Regions from separate parts of the Homo sapiens genome. Here region 2 is linked to region 1. A link is a loop called in an ENCODE intact Hi-C map of the cell type or tissue named here. Cell type or tissue: prostate gland. All regions are shown on one strand. Each heading gives the region's core, and the rest is flanking DNA. Links, peaks and the distances in the headings are about the cores only.

What was found. Hi-C counts contacts between places; a loop is a spot of excess contacts. Peaks named below come from ENCODE experiments on the same cell type or tissue, not always from the same donor. Only the 100,000 strongest peaks of a DNase experiment are listed, where the experiment ranks them.
Region 2: a loop joins it to region 1, with 2.3 times the contacts of the local background. A loop is called at or near these places in 4 of 110 quality-filtered maps.

Annotation. Positions count from the first base shown.
Region 1 is chr20:49,390,801-49,400,127 of GRCh38, reverse strand. The region is part of intron 1 of KCNB1 (potassium voltage-gated channel subfamily B member 1); the gene reads left to right. All of the region lies in intron 2 of LOC105372649 (a long non-coding RNA gene), which reads right to left. Among named protein-coding and RNA genes, the nearest start is that of KCNB1, 87 kb to the left of the region's middle. In prostate gland, for the core only: no CTCF peak of the experiment used is centred there; a DNase peak (open chromatin) is centred at 4,757; H3K27ac peaks cover 3,296 bases.
Region 2 is chr20:49,504,206-49,513,532 of GRCh38, reverse strand. PTGIS (prostaglandin I2 synthase) reads left to right here. Exons shown (of 10, transcript NM_000961.4): 8 at 272-453; 9 at 2,354-2,505; 10 at 5,469-9,327. The coding sequence ends at 5,613. Among named protein-coding and RNA genes, the nearest start is that of KCNB1, 26 kb to the right of the region's middle. RefSeq lists an enhancer at 7,850-8,351. In prostate gland, for the core only: a CTCF peak has its summit at 4,754 (motif pointing right); DNase peaks (open chromatin) are centred at 2,502, 2,802 and 5,652; H3K27ac peaks cover 2,598 bases.

The DNA.
Region 1 (9,327 bases), core at 958-8,957:
AGTCGCTGTACTGGCGATGGCAGTGATGGTCATATTAATGGTGGTCATAAGAATAACATTACTGGGGCCAGGCGCGGTGACTCATTCCTGTAATCCTAACACTTTGGGAGGCTGAGGCGGGCAGATCACCTGAGGTCAGGAGTTCGAGACCAGCCTGGCCAACATGGTGAAACCCTGTCTCTACTAAAAATACAAAAATTATTCTCTGGTTTCTCTTCAGATCGTATAAATCTTTTGCCTTTTACTAAAAATACAAAAATTAGCCTGGCATGGTGGTACACTCCTGTAATCCCAGCTACTTGGGAGGCTGAGGCAGGAGAATTGCTTGAACCTGGGAGGCAGAGGTTGCAATGAACCAAGATTGTACCACTGCACTCTAGCTTGGGCAATAGAACAAGACTGCATCTAAAAATAAAAAATAAATAAGAGTAACATTAATTGGTAGCAAGAGAGAAAAGAAGGAAGAACATTCCAGGAGGAAAACAAGGTTCTGATTGCAGTTATAAGAGACAGAAATCCAATTCAAATTGGCTTAAGCTTGAAAAAAAATGGGAGGGGTGATGCAACTGCGAAGTTCAGAAGTGGTTCTGGCTCTGGCCCAGATACACAGGCCTCGAACAATACCATCAGTGCTTGTCATTGCAACTCAGTCTCTCTCCATCTTTTGTCTCTGCCCTCCTCTACGAGGGCTTCACTCTCAAGCAAGCTCTTTGGGCTCCAGGCTTCCTATCTCCCAGCTAGACATTTTCCCTCAAAAGAGAACTCCTGGCCGGGCACGATGGCTCATACCTGTAATCCCAGCACTTTGGGAGGCCAAGGCAGGCAGATCACAAGGTCAGGAGATCGAGACCATCCTGGCTAACATGGTGAAACCCCGTCTCTACTAAAAATACAAAAAATTAGCTGGGCGTGGTGGCATATGCCTGTAGTCCCAGCTACTCAGGAGGCTGAGTCAGGAGAATTGCTCGAACCCAGGAGGCGGAGGTTGCAGTGAGCTGAGATTGTGCCACTGCACTCCAGCCTGCACACAGAGTGAGACCCCGTCTCAAAAAAACAAACAAACAAAAAACAAAAAAACAAAGAGAACTCCTCCTCCCCCATGGTTGCAAAGTTCCAAGATCCACTCTCATGAAGCCATCTTGTGTCACATGCCCATCCCTCAGTCAATCACAAAGGCTGGGAGGGTTGGTCTATGCTGATTGGACCAGGCAGAGCCACATGGCCACTCCTGGAGCTGGAGGTGGCCTCAGAGTAGAGACATCAGAAGAGGGTGAGAGAGAGGTGCAGGGCAGAGGATCAGTGGGTGGCCTTCAGAGGTAGGACCAGATAAAGACGCCATGGGTCCCAGGACCTGGTGCTTGGTAATGCTCAACAATTAATGTTTTTAATTGTAAAACATTAATGTGCTGTAAAGATAGGGAACAACCCATAGGTTGTGAGGTAGAGCAGCCCTGGGTTCAAATCCCAGCTCTGCTACTTGTTAGCTGTGTGGCCTTGGGCAAAGCACTTGACCTCTCTGTGGCTTGGTTTCTTCATCTGTAAAATTGGATGAAAATGATCGATTGTTTTGAGTATTAAATGAGTTATTGCATTCAAAGCACTTAGAAAAGGGCCTGACACATTGTCGGTACTCAGTAAATGTTAGTTATTATGTTCATTATCTATTCAGTGTACTCAATGGTGCCAACTTATATGACTCACTAGGATTAAAATCTCTTCCCTCCACCTGGATGCTCCTTTCCCAGATCTTCATACAACTCGATACTCCATCTTTGGGTCTCAGCTCAGATGTCACCTCCTCAGAGAAGCCCTCCCTGACTACCATAGTTGATGATGTCCCTACAGCCAGTCTCTATCCCATTAGCCCATTTTCTTGCACCTTGAAGAGATCCTTTTTAATTTACCTATTTCCTCATTTCATGTCTGCTTCCCCCACCCAAATATCAGTTCCCTGAAGACAGAGTCTGTCTTGATCACTGCTGTGTCCTCAGGATCTGGAAAAGTGTTTGGCACATAGCTTGGCTCCATAAATGTTTGATGAATGAATGCCCCTTTTCTTCCCCGATAGTATTTCTGTGCCGCATCATCCATCAGGGAGGACACTGGGGCAAAGATGTAGCAAGGGGGGAGGGGTGCAGAGATGCATACCCCAAATAGCTGGGTTGGAGCTTCGGGGGGAGACCTAGGTGAGCCTGCCACCCCTCTGTCCCCCAAGAAGGGTCTTTTAGATCCCTGTCCCCGGTTGTGTAGAGGGTCTCAGCTCTGGGTGGCCTAAGAGGACAGGAGCGTTCTTCTTGACTTGGGTCATCCTAGCCAAGGTCAGGCTAAAGCCAGCAGGCCTGGGATTACACACCCTTGCACATCCAGCTGCTTAGCCGGATTAGTGCAGACGCCATGCCCACAGGCCTAGGCCCAAGACAGGGGCCCCGGGAGGGTGAGTCACAGGCCACCTCACCCTCCTACTCCTCTGGCCTTTCCTACACTGGAGAAGCCTCAAGACCTACCAGGGACCTGACAGAGTGGCTGTATTTTCTGTGTATATTTTCATTACTGTTTATTGAATGTCTACTGTATACCAGGCCCTGAACGGGGCACTTTACAGGCTCTCAGTCAGTCCTTCAGTCTGAGAGACTAGGGCTCATTTATTTATTTTTAAAATTCAGTTCCTCAATAGTTATTAAGCACCTACTATGTACCAGACACAGGTCTAGGCATGAGAGATGCTGAAGTTACAAAGATGGTCCCTGCTTTCATGGAGCTTTTAGAGGAAAAGACAGGCAGGGAGTAAATAAATATTTTCATTTTTTAATTTTTTTAATTTTTTTTTTTTTAGAGATAGGGTCTCGCTCTGTCACTCAAACTGGAGTGCTGTGGCGGTGACATGGTTCACTGCAGCCTCGACCTCCTAGGCTCAAGCGATCCTCCCACCTCAGCCCCCCAAGTAGCTGGGACTACAGGTGCACGCCAACTCACCCGGCTAATTTTTGTATTTTTTGTAGAGACGGGGTTTTACCATGTTGCCCAGGCTGGTCTCAAACTCCTGAGCTCAGGCGATCTGCCTATCTCGGCCTCCCAAAGTGCTGGGATTACAGGCATGAGCCACTGCGCCCAGCCATGAATATTTTTTAAATGCTCTTCAGCTCCTCAAGCCAGAGGTGAAGAAGTCGGGAAGGGAAAATGTGGATGGGCAGGTAGAGCTTTCTCGTGCACTCTATAGGCCCAGGAAGGATGTTTGTGGCCCATAACCCACGGCTGCTTGTGGGGAGCTTTGCCGTCTGTGAGAGAATAGAATATGGACAAGCTTTTACCACAAATGTTTGTTGAATGACTGAATGAATATTCTGCTGTTGCTCAGAAGCCTTCCCAAGCTCCCCATTGTCTGCGGGGTCTGGTCCAGACCCCTCAGCTGATGTTCACAGCACCCCCATGATCTGGCCCCAGGTGCTCCTCCGATTCCTCTCCATCTCAGGAAACACCACCACTATCCTCCCAGTTGCTCAGGATGAAAACCTGGGATTCCATCTTGACTCTTCTTTCCCTCGCCCCACACATCTGAGCCATCAGCAATTGGTTGATTTCACCTCCAAAATATAACTTGAATTTGTCTTCCGTACTGTGAACAGACACAGTCTCTTGCCTGGACACCTACCACAGCCTCCTCACTTTGATTCCTGTTTCTATTCCAGTCCCCCTACAGGCTGTTCCTAGGTGCAGCTCGGGGATTATTTTATTTTATTTTATTTATTTTATTTTATTTTATTTTATTTTATTTTACTATTTTTTGAAACAAAGTTTCACGTTGCCCAGGTTGGAGTGCAATGGCACAATCTCGGCTCACTTTAACCTCTGCCTCCCAGGTTCAAGCGATCCTCATGTCTCAGCCTCCCGAGTAGCTGGGATTACAGGCGCCCACCCCCGTGCCCGGCTAATTTTTGTATTTTTAGTAGAGACAGGGTTTCACCATGTTGGCCAGGCTGGTCTCGAATTCCTGACCTCAGGTAATCTGCCCACCTCCGCCTCCCAAAGTGCTGGGATTACAGGCATGAGCCACTGCGCCTGGCTAGAGCTAGGGGATCTTTAAACCTACATTAGGCCATGGCCGTGTGGCTCCCAGGATTCTCAGGTTCAAAACATCCTATCAGGTCTTAAAGGCCTGCCTCTCTTCTCTCTTTGACCTCAACTCTCACGCCCTTTGTCTTCCTCCCTAGCACCAGGGACACTGGTCGCCTTTCTCCTCCTCTTCTTGCCAATCTCTTCCCTGCCCCAGGACCCTTGCACTTGCCGTGACTGCTGCCCGGACCGGCCTTTCCCCAGATCTTTGCGAGCTGGCTCCTTTGCATTCCTCAGATCCGCACTCACGCATCACCTCCTCAGTGAGGCCCTCCAAAGCCGTTGGGCTAAAGTAGTCCCCTATCTCCTGCCCGTCTTTTTTAATCCTCTAATTCTGCTTTACTGAGGTGTGGTAGGATGAGCGGTGGGGACTAGGAGGAGCTTCAGAGCAGTCTAGAAGCAGGAGAGACGAGGGGAAAATGCAGCCAGGGGCTCTAAGGAAGCAGCAACATGGCTTCTCTGCAGCCATATACGGATGGATGAGGGGCTGGCCCAGGCAGGGATTCCATCCGCATATTCCTGATCCAGGGCATCTCGCGGACCCAGCTCTTGGCCCAGCATTCCCTAAGGAACCCATGACTGCTTCTCTGGCACTGTTTAATCTTTTCCCTCATCGCTGGCTACACGTCTAATGATTTATTCCTGGGCTCCCAAACCAGATTCCTGCAGAAGCCAAGCGAGCCTCATAAACAACACGCACAGGGTGCACGTGAGATTTTAGAGTACAGGACTGGACTTAACACCGCGCAGCGGCAGCCTGGGCTTGCCACGGAGCAGCGTGGACCAAGAGTACCCAGAGCTTCAGATTTTTCTTGAGAAGCTCAAATGTGAATTCATAGGGAAAATAAATATTGGCAACGAATTCACTGTGTGGGCCAAAACTCCCTGCCGGTGGATGAGTGGGGGGCCGTCCTGCTGGCAGGGTGTCCTCGGTTCACATGCGTACCCTGGGGTACGCATTTTCCATGCATGATTTCATTGCTGCCTGACAACCACCTGTGCAGGGGGTATTATTCTGAGCCCCATTTTACAGATGAGGAAGCTGAGGCTCAGAGAGTTAATGTGATCATACATGCCAGAGTTCAACCTATATCTAGAACTAATCTGCTTGCCCAAAAGCTGAAGTGGTTCCAAACTCTGTACTAAGAGTGTCTACCTGTTTTGTCTGACTTCATCTTCCGATTCTGCCTGTTTCACACGGGAGACTCAGAGAGGTTAAGTAATGTACCGAAAGTCACCCAGCTGCCAAGGGCCAGGATTGGAACCCAACTTTGTCCAAAGTCAAAGTTTGTAGGCTAACCCCTTACTCTCTATCCAGTTTCAATATGAAGGAGCTTTGAGAAGTTCAAGTGACCACAGAATCCTTGGTGGTACTGAAACAATTATCTGTACAAGATCCTACTAAGCGTAAGCCCTGAGAAGTGCTAAGACTTCTGGCCCTTCTATGGAAACCCTGTGTTGCAGCCAGGGCTCTTAGATGACACTTTTTTGGAGAGAGTGGGATCCTCAGGAATTTTGTTCAAATGCTGACATCTGACCGCTTGTTCACTTTATGTGTCAACTCCTGGGCTTTGGTTGCTCCTGCCAGACCCCAGTGCAGGCTGGGAGAGTTTGGAGGATTCCAGATGCAATCTAGAATCTGCCCAGAAGCTTGCGGCTCATGGGGGAGCTTCCACCAGTGGGTATACCTCCTCCCGTCCTTCTCTCCACCACTCCTTGATCTATGGAAGAAGGGAACAGGCATTTCTTGAGGACCTGGTAGATGCCATGCACTTTCTTTGTGATATCTCAGTGTGATTCAGCCCCTTCCTTCCTGTGGATCCTAAACGCAAGTCATTTTACCTCTATGAATCTTAGCTCTCTCACCTGTAAAATTAAGATAACAATTTTGTTCAGTCAGATCACTTTTTATTTGCAAGGGTCAGAAATCCAGCCCAACTGGCCTAATCCAAAAAGAGCATTCATCAGTTCATATTGTTGGAAAATCCAAAGGGATGGCTTCAGGGATGGCTGGATCCAGGTGCTCAAATAATGTCATTAGAAACCTGTCTTTGTGTCTTGGCACAGAGTCCCTCTGCTTTGGCTACACTCTTGGGCAGATTTTTTTTCCCCAGAGAGCCAGAGTTGACCCTCCAGCCACTTCTGGTTGATATCCTGTTAACCCAACAGCCCCTGATGAAAGAGACCACCTCTTTCCCAATAATTTGAGAAAAAGTTCCAGGATGAACCCTGATTGACCAATTTTAGTCATGCCCACACTACTAAAGTAATCCCTGTGGCCAGGGAGATGAATTATCCTAACTGGTAAGCTTGGATCTCACTCTTACCCCCTGAAACGGAGAAACAGGGTCAACTTCACTTAATGCGTGATTGTGGAGGAGGAACAATTCCCAAAAAATGATGCTAAACTATCCAAAAACATATCCACCACACTAATACCTACCTCCTGGGTACTTGTGAGGATTAATTGAGATAGTATGCTGTGCCTGGCTCCCAGTACATGCTCAGTTACTCCATAGCCAGCCTTGTCAACTCCTTCCTGAACCTCTGACTATCCATCTCTGACCCAGCCTCAGAGTGAGACAGGCATGAATTCAAGTCCTAATCCTGCTGTGTGGCTCTGGGCATGTTATTTAGGGGCTCCAAGCCTCAGATCCATCCTCTGAAAAATGAAGGTGAAAAGAGGAGCTACTTCCTGGGGTGATGGTGAATAAATGCTTTGGTACCTCACATGTCGCGGGTGTGCAGTAAATGGTGGTCTCCCCTCTTGCCAGTTTTCTCTCTGTGTGCACACCTGCCCTAGCCAAACTGGCTTGACTGTTATTCCCCACCTCCAACCCTTTGAATATGCAGCTGCCTCTGCCTAGAACACCCCTACTCCCATCTCTGCCTGCTGGAATCCATCTCTAGCCCTCAAGCCCCAGCCCAAATGTTTCCTCCTCCAATGGAACCTCACCTTTTTGAGGCTTGGTTTTCACAATTGCAAAGCAGGAATTACGAGAGTATCTACCTCCTGGGGTTGATATAAGGAGTAAATGAGATCGGTCATGCAATGCAGTTGGCGCAGTGCCTGCTTTGGTGAGAAATCAATAAATCTCAGCTGTTATTATATCATTAGTATCAGGCATCCAGCTGCTAATTCAAGCTTGCATTTTCCAATAGTGCCTTGCATAGGAGGGGTGCTCAGTAAACATATTGCATTTGGGTGGTCCGATTGGGGTCATGGCTTCTAAACCCATCCATCCAAACTTCCATCCATCCATCCATCCCTCCATCCAACTGACCAACTCACAAACCATTCACCTGTTCATTCATTCAGGCAGTCATTTAGTGCACCAGTATTTGTTGAGTGCCAATGCCACATCTGGCTCTGTGCTGGGCAGTGGGGACCCAGCCTTGTGAAATAGACACAGTCCCTGCCCTTGATGTGCTAACCTAGGTTGGTGGAGAAGCGGAAAATAAATGAGTAAACAAACAAATAAACAAAATGATTTGGCCAGGCATGGTGGCTCACATCTATAATCCCGTCCCTTTGGGAGGCTGAGGCGGAAGGATTCCTTGAGCCCAAGAGTTTGAGACCAGCCTGGGTAACATAGTGAGATCTTATCTCTACAAAAAGAAAAAAAAATAGCTGGGCATTGTGGCGCACATCTGTGGTCCCAGCTACTCAGGAGGCTGAGGTGGGAGGATTGCTGGAGCCTGGGAGGTCAAGGATGCAGTGAACCATGATAACATCACTGCACCCTTTTGAGACCCTGTCAAAAAAAAAAAAAAATGACTGCAGATTGTGACAAATCACCAAGGAGGTAAAACAGTGCAGCAAGAGTGAGTGACTGAGGAAGAGGTATTTTTAATCAGGCAGTGAGGGACAGTCTCTCTAAGGAGAGACTGTGAGGGATAAGAAGGAGCCAGTCACAGACAATCTGGGATGAGGATGTTCTAGACAGAGAAACAGCAAGTGCAAACGTCCTGAGGCAGGAGTGGGCTTGGCATGTGGAAGAGCAGACAGGTGGCCAGTGTGGCTGGAAGGGAGTGACTATGTGCAAGAGCACAGAGAAAAAGAGATCAGAGAGGTCAACAGGGGCCAAGTCAGGCAGGGCCGTGCAGCCTCCATAAGAGTTTGGACCTTGTTTCAAGTGCAGCAGGACACCACTGGAGGACTTTAAGAAGGCGAGTGATGAAACTTCACAAAGACTGCTGTGACAGGGCAATGAAAGGGCTGACTCAACTTAATTCAGTCTAGGAAAAGCTGGTGACATTGCTACTGAGTCCCGAAAGAAGGAAGAAAGCAAACTGGTGAAGGGGCAGGGGAGGTGGCAGGAAAAGGTCTCTCCAGGCCAGGCCCAGGGAACAGCAAATGAAAAGGTGCCGAGGTCTCTGTTGACCTCCCTCTTAGAACAGGAAAATGAGAGGCTACTGAGAGTCCAGAAAGGGAAGGAAGGAAGGGTGTGGAGTGGAGCCAGTTAAGGACACAGGGAACTACTCAAGTTCCATGGAATGGAGTTGTTTTCTGAGCAACTTGTTCCCAGTCCATTGCTACGTTATTCTGGGCAACCGGTGTCTTTTTGCCTGTGTTACTATCAGATGGGTTGGCAGTCCATGTGTAAGTTGTACTCCATATTCTCCATATACTGGAGAATTACTGGGCTAACCACTGCAGTGCTGATTAGAATCTAGGCCTGGCTCTATAACAAAGTGAGACCCAGGGAGAGAAGTATATTTCTCTCATCAGTCCAGATGAAAATAGTCCACGACTAGTACCATGGCTCTATAAAGTCATCATGGCCCCAGCCTCATTCCACCTTTCTGCTCTGCTTTTCCCAGAGTGGGGTTTTCAGTCTCACGACTCTCAGTGGCTGCTAGAGTTCCAGCAATCATGTAATCATCCCTGGCAGCAGGATGGAGGAAGATCTAAAAAGAGGAGGCAGCCTTCCCTGCTTTAAAGAGATTCTGGGGCTGGGTGCAGTGGCTCATGCCTGTAATCCCAACACTTTGGGGGGCCAAAGCGGGCAGATCGCCTGAGCTCAGGAGTTAGAAACCACCCTGGGCAACATGGTGAAACCCCATCTCTACTAAAATACAAAAAAATTAGCCAGGCATGGTGGCGCGCACCTGTAATCCCAGCTACTCCGGAGGCTGAGGCAGAGAATCGCTTAAGCCTGGGAGGCAGAGGTTGTAGTGAGCCAAGATCGTGCCACTACACTCCAGCTTGGGCGA
Region 2 (9,327 bases), core at 474-8,473, 110 kb before region 1:
CCCAGCCTTCTGATATCTCCCTAGCTCCCACCTTCCCTCACAACTTCTCTTGGGGTCAGACCTGGATACCCTCATGTTCAAACGTCTCTGAGGGACCACAGAGACCACATGTCATCGTGTGTCCTTTTTCACCTTGCTATGTGACTGTGTGGGCGAGGCAGGCACCCTCTCTGAGCCTCTTCATCTTCCTCTGTAAAATAAGAGCTGGGGTTGGCATATGAGCAGGTGAAGGGATAGCCCGCTGACTCTTCCTTGCACCTGCCCCATGCAGATAGCGTGCTGAGTGAGAGCCTCAGGCTTACAGCTGCCCCCTTCATCACCCGCGAGGTTGTGGTGGACCTGGCCATGCCCATGGCAGACGGGCGAGAATTCAACCTGCGACGTGGTGACCGCCTCCTCCTCTTCCCCTTCCTGAGCCCCCAGAGAGACCCAGAAATCTACACAGACCCAGAGGTAAATGGCAGGGGCGCCTGGTCATATGGGGTCTGTGGGAGAACAATCAGTGACTTTGGGATGAGCCAGATCTGAGTGGCAGCCTGGCTCTGCTCTTTGTTTGCTATGTGACATTGCCCAGATTGCTTCACCTCTCTGTGTTTGCTTCCTCACCTGTGAAATGGACCTCATAATAGCACCTGCCTCATGAGATTGATAGGAAGATTAAATGGGATCATGCATAAGCAGATATTGATGGCCCCACTCTCTCCCCAGCCTTCTGATATCTCTTTGGCTCCTACCTTTTTTCACAGCTTCTCTTGGAGTCAGACCCAGATCCCCTCATGTTCAAGGGTCTCTGAGGAACCCTAGAACATGAGGGGATGTTCATTCACACTGAGTGCTTTGTGATAGCTCAGCCATTTTCCTTATTTCAGATTGTTATAATGTCAGTTTCTCAACACTTTTGCCTTGCCCCAGACTTTGAGAAGAAGTAAACTTTCACAATTGCTAACAGATTGGGTGTTTACTGTGTGTCAGACCCTAAACTACATGCTCATCTATCCATCCATTCATTCATCTGCCCATCTACTCATGCATCTGTCTATTCATGTATTCATCCATCCATCCACACACTCACTTATCTACCTATCCATTCATCTATCCATCCGCCCATCCATTCATCCATCCACCCACCAATTTACCCTTTCATCCACCCATCTACCCATTCATTTATCCATCCAGCCACCCATCCACTCATCTATCCATCCATCCACTCATCTACCCATGCATCCATCTGTCCATTCATCCATTCACAAATTCACCCATCCATCCATTAATCTATCCATCCACCCATGCATCCATGCATCCATCCATCCATCCACATACTCACCCATCTACCCATCCATTAATCTATCCATCCACCCATCCATCCATCCATCCACCCATGAAGCTACTCTTTCATCCACCCACCTACCCATGAATCCATCCATCTATCCATCCGTCTGTCCATTCAATCATCTACTCATTTATCCATCCATCCACCCACTCATTTATCTACCCACTCACTCATATGTCCATCCACCCATTCTTCTACTTATCCACCCATCCATCCATCTATCCACCCATCTACTCATCCATCCATCCATTTGTCCATTCATCCATTTATTCATCCATCCACCCATCAATCTACCCATTCATTCACCCATCTACCCATCCATCCATCCACCCCATCTACCCATCCATCCATCTATCCATCCCTCCATTCATCCATCTTTCCATCCACATTTCCATCTCTTAGTCTATCCACTGGTTCATTCACCTATCCTTCCACCCATCTTTCAGTCGGCAGCTACTCCATGCCAAGCTCTGTGCTCAGCTACAACCCTTGCCTTACCACTGTGCAGTGTAACCAAAGGAAATTGGCATTTTCTTTTTAAAAAATATTTTAATTTCTTTTATTTTACATTACAAAAGTAATATATATCATAGAATATAAAGAAATACAGAGAAATATATACTTAAATGTAAAAAATATGTATTTCCCTTCTTCTCCAGTTCTACAGAGTTCTCTGACCAAGGTTTGGAGTGTGCCTTGCGAATTGTTTTCATGGCTTTACAGGCATACACACAACACATTCACATGCCATGAAAAGATTGGTGTGTGTATAGGATCATGCAATATATACTATTCTGAAACTTGCTTTTTTCACTCAACAACCAATTGTAGAAATTCTTTCCATGTCAGTACACACAAACCTTTTGCCATAATTTTTTAACCAATCCCCTATCAATTGACCTGTATATGGTTTCCAGTTTTTCCCTCTTATAAACATGACTGTCATGAACATCCTCATACATTTTTCTTGGTGTGAGCTTGTTCTGGGAATGGGGTCAGAAAAGGACCTTCTTCCTATTTCAGGTATTTAAATACAACCGATTCCTGAACCCTGACGGATCAGAGAAGAAAGACTTTTACAAGGATGGGAAACGGCTGAAGAATTACAACATGCCCTGGGGGGCGGGGCACAATCACTGCCTGGGGAGGAGTTATGCGGTCAACAGCATCAAACAGTGAGTGGGGGGCCAGGGCAGGGCCAGGGTGGCTCCTGATCCCCTGGTTGGCAGGCGCCCTTCTCTCCTGGGACTGAGGGCTCAGCCAGGAGAATGGTTTGGCAGAGGCTTCACATGGACAGCCCGTGAGCCATCTCTTATTTGTGGTTTTACAACTGTGTGCTTTTATAAATCAGAAGAGCTCGTGTAAAAAAGCCAGATTTCGGATTTCTTTTGAAATAATCAGATCTGGCAGCAGGTTCTTCCCTCCAAGACTGGTGTCCAGATTCCAAATACTGGACATTCCTTTCAGCTGACCGTAGCTACCCGTCTGCAGCTGCTGCCGCATGTTCAGAACTTCATGTTAGGAACTGGCCGAACTTCACTGTTCCCACTTGGTTATTTTAATACCTGTGGGGCCGAGAGCCTCATAAATTATCTCCCTTGAACCCCAGGAGCTTTGGCCACCAGGATCACAAACAGATTGGACCAGGGGTTATGACATCTGCCCTGTCCTCCTGTCCAGCCCCTGTGCAATCATAAGCTGGGTTACCTTCTGAGCCTGTTTCCTCAACTGTAAAATGAGGGTTCTGATTATAACTATACCCCAGGAGTGTCAGGATAAATGAATTGGATCTTTCTAAGTTCTTAACCCACTGTCTGGCTCATTGTAGGCATTTGAAAAATGTTAATTATTACCATAATTGTTAATATCATTATTGTGCATGCATTGTGCTAAGTGAGTGGGCACGTTACATAAACCTTTAGCCTCAGTTTCCTCAAGAAAATGGAGTCAATTATGAACATAATACAGCTCATATGCATTCCTTAAAATCACCTTGCTGTGTGAAATCATGCAACAAAAACTGCAGGGATTCACGCCTGTAATCCCAGCACTTTGGGAGGCCGAGGTGGGCAGATCATTTGAGGCCAGGAGTTGGAGACCAGCCTAGCCAACATGGTGAAACCCCGTCTCTACTAAAAATACAAAAATTGGCCGGGTGTGGTGGAGCGTGCCTGTAATCCCAACTACTCAGGAGGCTGAGGCAGGAGAATCTCTTGAACCCAGGAGGTGGAGATTGCAGTGAGCCAAGATTGCGCCGTTGCACTCCAGCCTGGGCGACAGAGTGAGACTCTGTCTCCAGAAAAAAAAAAAAAAAAAAAAAAGAAAGAAAGAAAGAAAAAACTGCAGGGATTGAGGGAAAAGGGGGACTGGGGCCAACACTCAAAAACCTCATCAGTGACATAATAAAAAAAAAAGAGAGAGAGAGAAGAACCCAGTAAAAAAAATGGTAGTAAAGTTTTATACATGTTACCTGGCTAAGAACTATGTAAGTGCTGTAATAACTGTGGCTGTAGATCGATGCTTAGTTGTGTGCATGTGTATATTTTATGGATTTCTGCACACCCAGGTTCAGCTGGGTGCAGTCTTTCGTCTTCACCTCATGTTTCTCACAAGTGAAATTGCACGTGAGCAAATGTGAAACTTGCATTATATTCAAATGGTGCCCTAATATATCAATCCTATTGGAACAAATTCACCTGTTCAAAACAAGTGTTAGAGCAGAACCGACTGGCATTCCTACCTCATCAAGTTTTTGGACAGATAAAAAGAGATAGCGGGTACTAAATGCTTAGATGGTGCCTAGCGCACAGTGTTCCAATAAATTAGCTAATTTGTTGTTATTTTTATCTCACTGAATTGTCATGACAACCCTGCTGGTCCATCTAAAACCGAGTCTAGGCAGGTCAGATCATTTGCCGTGTTCCCAGGAAGTGGAGGTGCAGGAGTTCAAATCCAGGGGTGGGCACAAAACCGCCATCCCTTAGAAACTCACCCTCTAGTTTCCTACAGCCTCAGAGCTGGAAGAGACTCAACATGCCTTTCCCCTCTTTGACCAGATGGGAGAACTGAGACCCAGAGTGGGTAAGAACTTGGCGAGGGCCACATTCCCATAAGCGGCACAGCCCAGATCTGTCCAGAGTGTTAACTCCCCTCTCTCCTCATCTGCCCTCTTCTTCACTCCTTCAGTGAGACAAAAGAATCCCCACCATGTGCTCAGTGCTGCATCGGGCGCCTGGGTTGGGGTAGGGAATAGTGGTGGGAAAAGAGTCATAAGATATTCTCCTGACCCTTACGAACATGGGCATTGGTAAGATGAGGCAGGGAGGCAGCAACCGTTGACATCCCCCGTAGGGCTGCCTCCACATTTATGGGGGCACTGATTACATCATAGGCATGGCAGCTGCGAATAGTTATTATGACAGTTTTCCCAGAAGATGGCAGTAGAGAGTGCTTGTTCTTGCAAAGTTGGTCTATTTAGGACAATTTTCTCAGAGATGGCAGTAAAATGTCTTGAGAGCGATGCCTGTTTCTAATCTCACAAAGACACCTAAGGGTTAGCAGCAGTCCTGGCCAAGATAGACAGTGAGGGTTCCAGGAGTGTGGGGAAAGGCGGCAAAGTGTGTGGGCTGGAGGATCCAGAGGAGTCGCCGTATTAATCAGCACAGGCTCAGCTCTGCACCTGCCGAGTCTCAGTGGCTTTTACCAACAGAGGTGTAGTTCCACTCACACGGTATCAGCTGTGGGATTGGAGGGCTTCCCCACTCTGTGCACAGACTCGGGCCAGGCTCTTTCCCTCTTTCGGCTCCACCGTCTCAATGTGAAGCCTGCATGGCTGCCAGGCAGGAGGGACAGCTGGAGAGCCACACACTGGCTCGCGAATGCTTTGACACAGGAGTGACACAGGCCACTTCTGCACACAGCCCATTCACCAGAACTCATCCACGGGCCTGCCTAACCTTACAGGGGGCTGGCAAATGTGGTGAGCAGCAAATGCGTTTCTTCTACTTCCTCACTCCTCTCCTCACTTTACTCAAAGTTGGAGTCAGACTTAGGAGGCAGCCATGGCTCCCCTGCCTTGTTCCCGATAACCCCCTGCCCTACTCCTCTCCTTCACACCTTCCATGCCATCTCTCTGCAGATTTGTGTTCCTTGTGCTGGTGCACTTGGACTTGGAGCTGATCAACGCAGATGTGGAGATCCCTGAGTTTGACCTCAGCAGGTACGGCTTCGGTCTGATGCAGCCGGAACACGACGTGCCCGTCCGCTACCGCATCCGCCCATGACACAGGGAGCAGATGGATCCACGTGCTCGCCTCTGCCCAGCCTGCCCCAGCCTGCCCCAGCCTCCCAGCTTTCTGTGTGCACAGTTGGCCCGGGTGCAGGTGCTAGCATTACCACTTCCCTGCTTTTCTCCCAGAAGGCTGGGTCCAGGGGAGGGAAAAGCTAAGAGGGTGAACAAAGAAAAGACATTGAAAGCTCTATGGATTATCCACTGCAAAGTTTTCTTTCCAAAATCAGGCTTTGTCTGCTCCCAATTCACCTCGTTACTCTCACCTCGTGATATCCACAAATGCTATTCAGATAAGGCAGAACTAGGAGTCTTCACTGCTCTGCCCCCAACTCCCGGAGGTGTCACCTTCCTAGTTCTTATGAGCTAGCATGGCCCGGGCCTTATCCAGTCAAAGCGGATGCTGGCCACAGAAAGGCCACTCAGGATGTCCTTTGTGTCCATTGATGTCATTCAGCAGTCAGTCCCCCAATAATCCTTAAACTAGCTAAAACCAAAGGAGTCCCTTAGAAGATCTGCTTCCCTGGGGCCCCATTTGCCAGATTGCCCCATTGCTCACACTACTTGAGAAAATGCAGGAGAGCTTCCCCCAAGGCTGATGCATTCCCGGTGCAGAACAGGGGCACCCTCCAAACACTGGGCTCTGAGGAGTGGAGTTCTCTGTTCTAGAGTGACAGGCACCAGATGGGATGGGCTTTCTCAGTGTCAGCACTCAGGTAGGGAGCTAAGGAAGACACAGCCCAGACAAGATGGCTGGAAGGAGCCAGCCAGGACTCCTTAGACTGATCAAGCCAAAAAAGAAGGTGCCGATTTCATGCATTCTAGTGCAGAAGCCCCAACTGTGATCACGATCCAGTCTGCAGACGTGTTTTGTTTGGACTTCACTTAAAAAAATGCCTTAGTTGTTATCATCTTTGGGAGAGTTCATTCAAAATGTCCAGCTTCTCTTGAAAACTTGGTATATCTGGCCACACTGGGCTCACATTCCCAAGGGTAACTCTTGGCCAGAGCTGAGTGGCAGCCGCCTCCCTTATGCAGGACATGTGCTCTCGGCTTCACCAGGGTTCTGACCGGGTCTGCTTCTGCATTCACAGCGCCTCCTGGACCTGAAGGCATCTGAGTGTGAGACCCTGTTCTAACTCTTAGAAGTGACATTGTAAGAGGTGGTGGGGACCAGCTAATTGGTCCAACCCAGCCTGAGTGCACCACCCTTTGAACAAATGTATCAGTGATGAAAATTTGCCTTTGCCCCGGCTTGCCTGTAATCCCAGCACTTTGGGAGGCCGAGGTGGGCGGATCACTTGAGGTCGGGAGTTCAAGACCAGCCTGGCCAACATGGCGAAACCCCGTCTCTACTAAACATAAAAAAATTAGTCAGGTGTGGCGGTGCGTGCCTGTAATCCCAGCTATTCAGGAGGCTGAGGCACCAGAATTGCTTGAACCCAGGAGGTGGAGGTTGCAGTGAACTGAGACTGCGCCACGGCACTCCAGCCTGGGCGACAGAGCAAGACTCTGTCTCAATAAATAAATAATTAATTAAAATAAAAAACAGCTTAAAGAGAAAAATGGCCTGCAAACCTTTTTTATGATGCTATTTTTATTAATATAAAGTCCTGTTTATTGAGACCCTTTAAATGCCTGCGAGAGACCCTACAGACAGTATGTCTACTCCTCACAGCATCTCTATGAAGAGAAGGAGGGTTGTGCCCACTTCATAGATGAGAAAACTGAGAGGTGAGGTGACTTGCCTGGGGCCACATAGCTCATAAGCTGTAGAACTCTGCAGGCAGATTTACTGTCCCAGGAGCAAATGCTGGATGAGCAACTCCTGTTCTTTGGGCTCAAGGGGACTGGTGATGGGACAATTCTTCTCGACTTCAGGAGCTGACAGAGCCAGAGGCACCTAAACTTGGGTACATCTTGTAAGACACATAATGAGGTCCCTCTAGCTTTAGCTGGAGGGAGATAAAAGAACCCCAGACCTCTGAATGTCCCAGAGGCTAGTCTCTTCTCAGAGCAGCACTGGGGTTTGGGGGCTTCCCTGGGCCTCAGCCTCCAGGCACCCCCAGGATTCCCAGAGAGACGCTGTGATTGGCAGGAGGCAGGATATCCCCAGGGAAACCCATCTTCACGCCTGGGTGACCCCCACTGCCGCCTCCTTCTTAACTCTGCAGGAAATCAGAGCTGGCAGCCTCCAGTGGGAGGACAGAGCCGGTTTCCGTGGCAACCCTCAGCTGCCTCATCGTGGCTGGGAAGGGAAGGAAGCAAGCCGGCAGAAATAGCTATGGAAGGTCTTGCGCAGGCTGCAACCCTGGTGTGCTGGGCGAAAACCCTTATGACTCCCCCCTTCCAAATCAGGCTGGGTTGTCACTGAGACTAGATTCTCACCTGCCTTCAAAGAAGGGCCAATTCCCTTTAAAGGTCGCACCTCCTTGGAACCACAGTCATTAGTGAATTACACTCAAGGAAAAGATGTGCTCCCACCAGGCAGCTCCAGCTGTTACCTGAGATACTGAAGTGCAGCTCAGGAGACGATTATTTAAACCTGCCCTTGTTTTAATCGTTATTTTTCTCTTTAAAAAAAATAGAAGCTATAAAGAAAAGAGGGAGAGATGAGTGGGTTAGCTACCTGCTATGCGCTAGTTAGGAAGTTACCTGGATGCCATTGTATTTCTTCATCCCTTGCTTAAGAATCAAAATTACTGGACATATGTTAGGAATACTCTTTCTTTCTTTCTTTCTTTTTAAGCTCAGTGGCAAGAATGAAATACTCTTTTTTTTTTTTTTTTTTTGAGATGGAGTCTCGCTCTGCTGCCCAGGCTAGAGTGCAGTGGCGTGATCTCGGCTCACTGCAAGCTCTGCCTCCCGTGTTCACACCATTCTCCTGCCTCAGCCTCCTGAGTAGCTGGGACTACAGGCACCCGCCACCACACCCGGCTAATTTTTGGATTTTTAGTAGAGATGGGATTTCACCGTATTAGCCAGGATGGTCTTGATCTCCTGAGCTCGTGATCTGCCCGCCTCGGCCTCCCAAAGTGCTGGGATTACAGGTGTGAGCCACCGCGCCCAGCCAAGAATAAAATACTCTTAAGTTGATCTAATGAAGTGTTTCCTTACCATTGTGATTATTGTTACTATTATTTGCTATATTTTAATATTGTTGTTTACCAAATATTCTCCTTTAAACAGACTCGCTTTTTAAACTTTTTTTTTTTTTTTTGAGACGGAGTTTCACGCTTATTGCCCAGGCTGGAGTGCAATGGCACGATCTCAGCTCACCACAACCTCCACCTCCTGGGTTTAAGCAATGCTTCTGCCTCAGCTTCCCAAGTAGCTGAGATTACAGGCGCACACCACCACGCCCAACTGATTTTTGTATTTTTAGTAGAGACGGGGTTTCCCCATGTTGGTCAGGCTGGTCTCGAACTCCTGACCTCGTGATTTGCCTGCCTGGGCCTCCCAAAGTGCTAGGATTACAGGCATGAGCCACCATGCCCGGCCTAAACTTTGTTTTTAAAATGAACTTTTTTTCCCCCCAATTGCTGCCAATAGTGGATAACATGTATCACTCACTGCCAAAAATAGAAAGTGACCATGAAAAATAAATTCGCTGGGGAAGGGGGCTCCATGCTGGTGTGGCCAAGGCTGAGAGCTCTCTCTTCTCTGTTACAAAACGAGATAAGCAAGTGTTAGAATTGCCTTAAGGCCA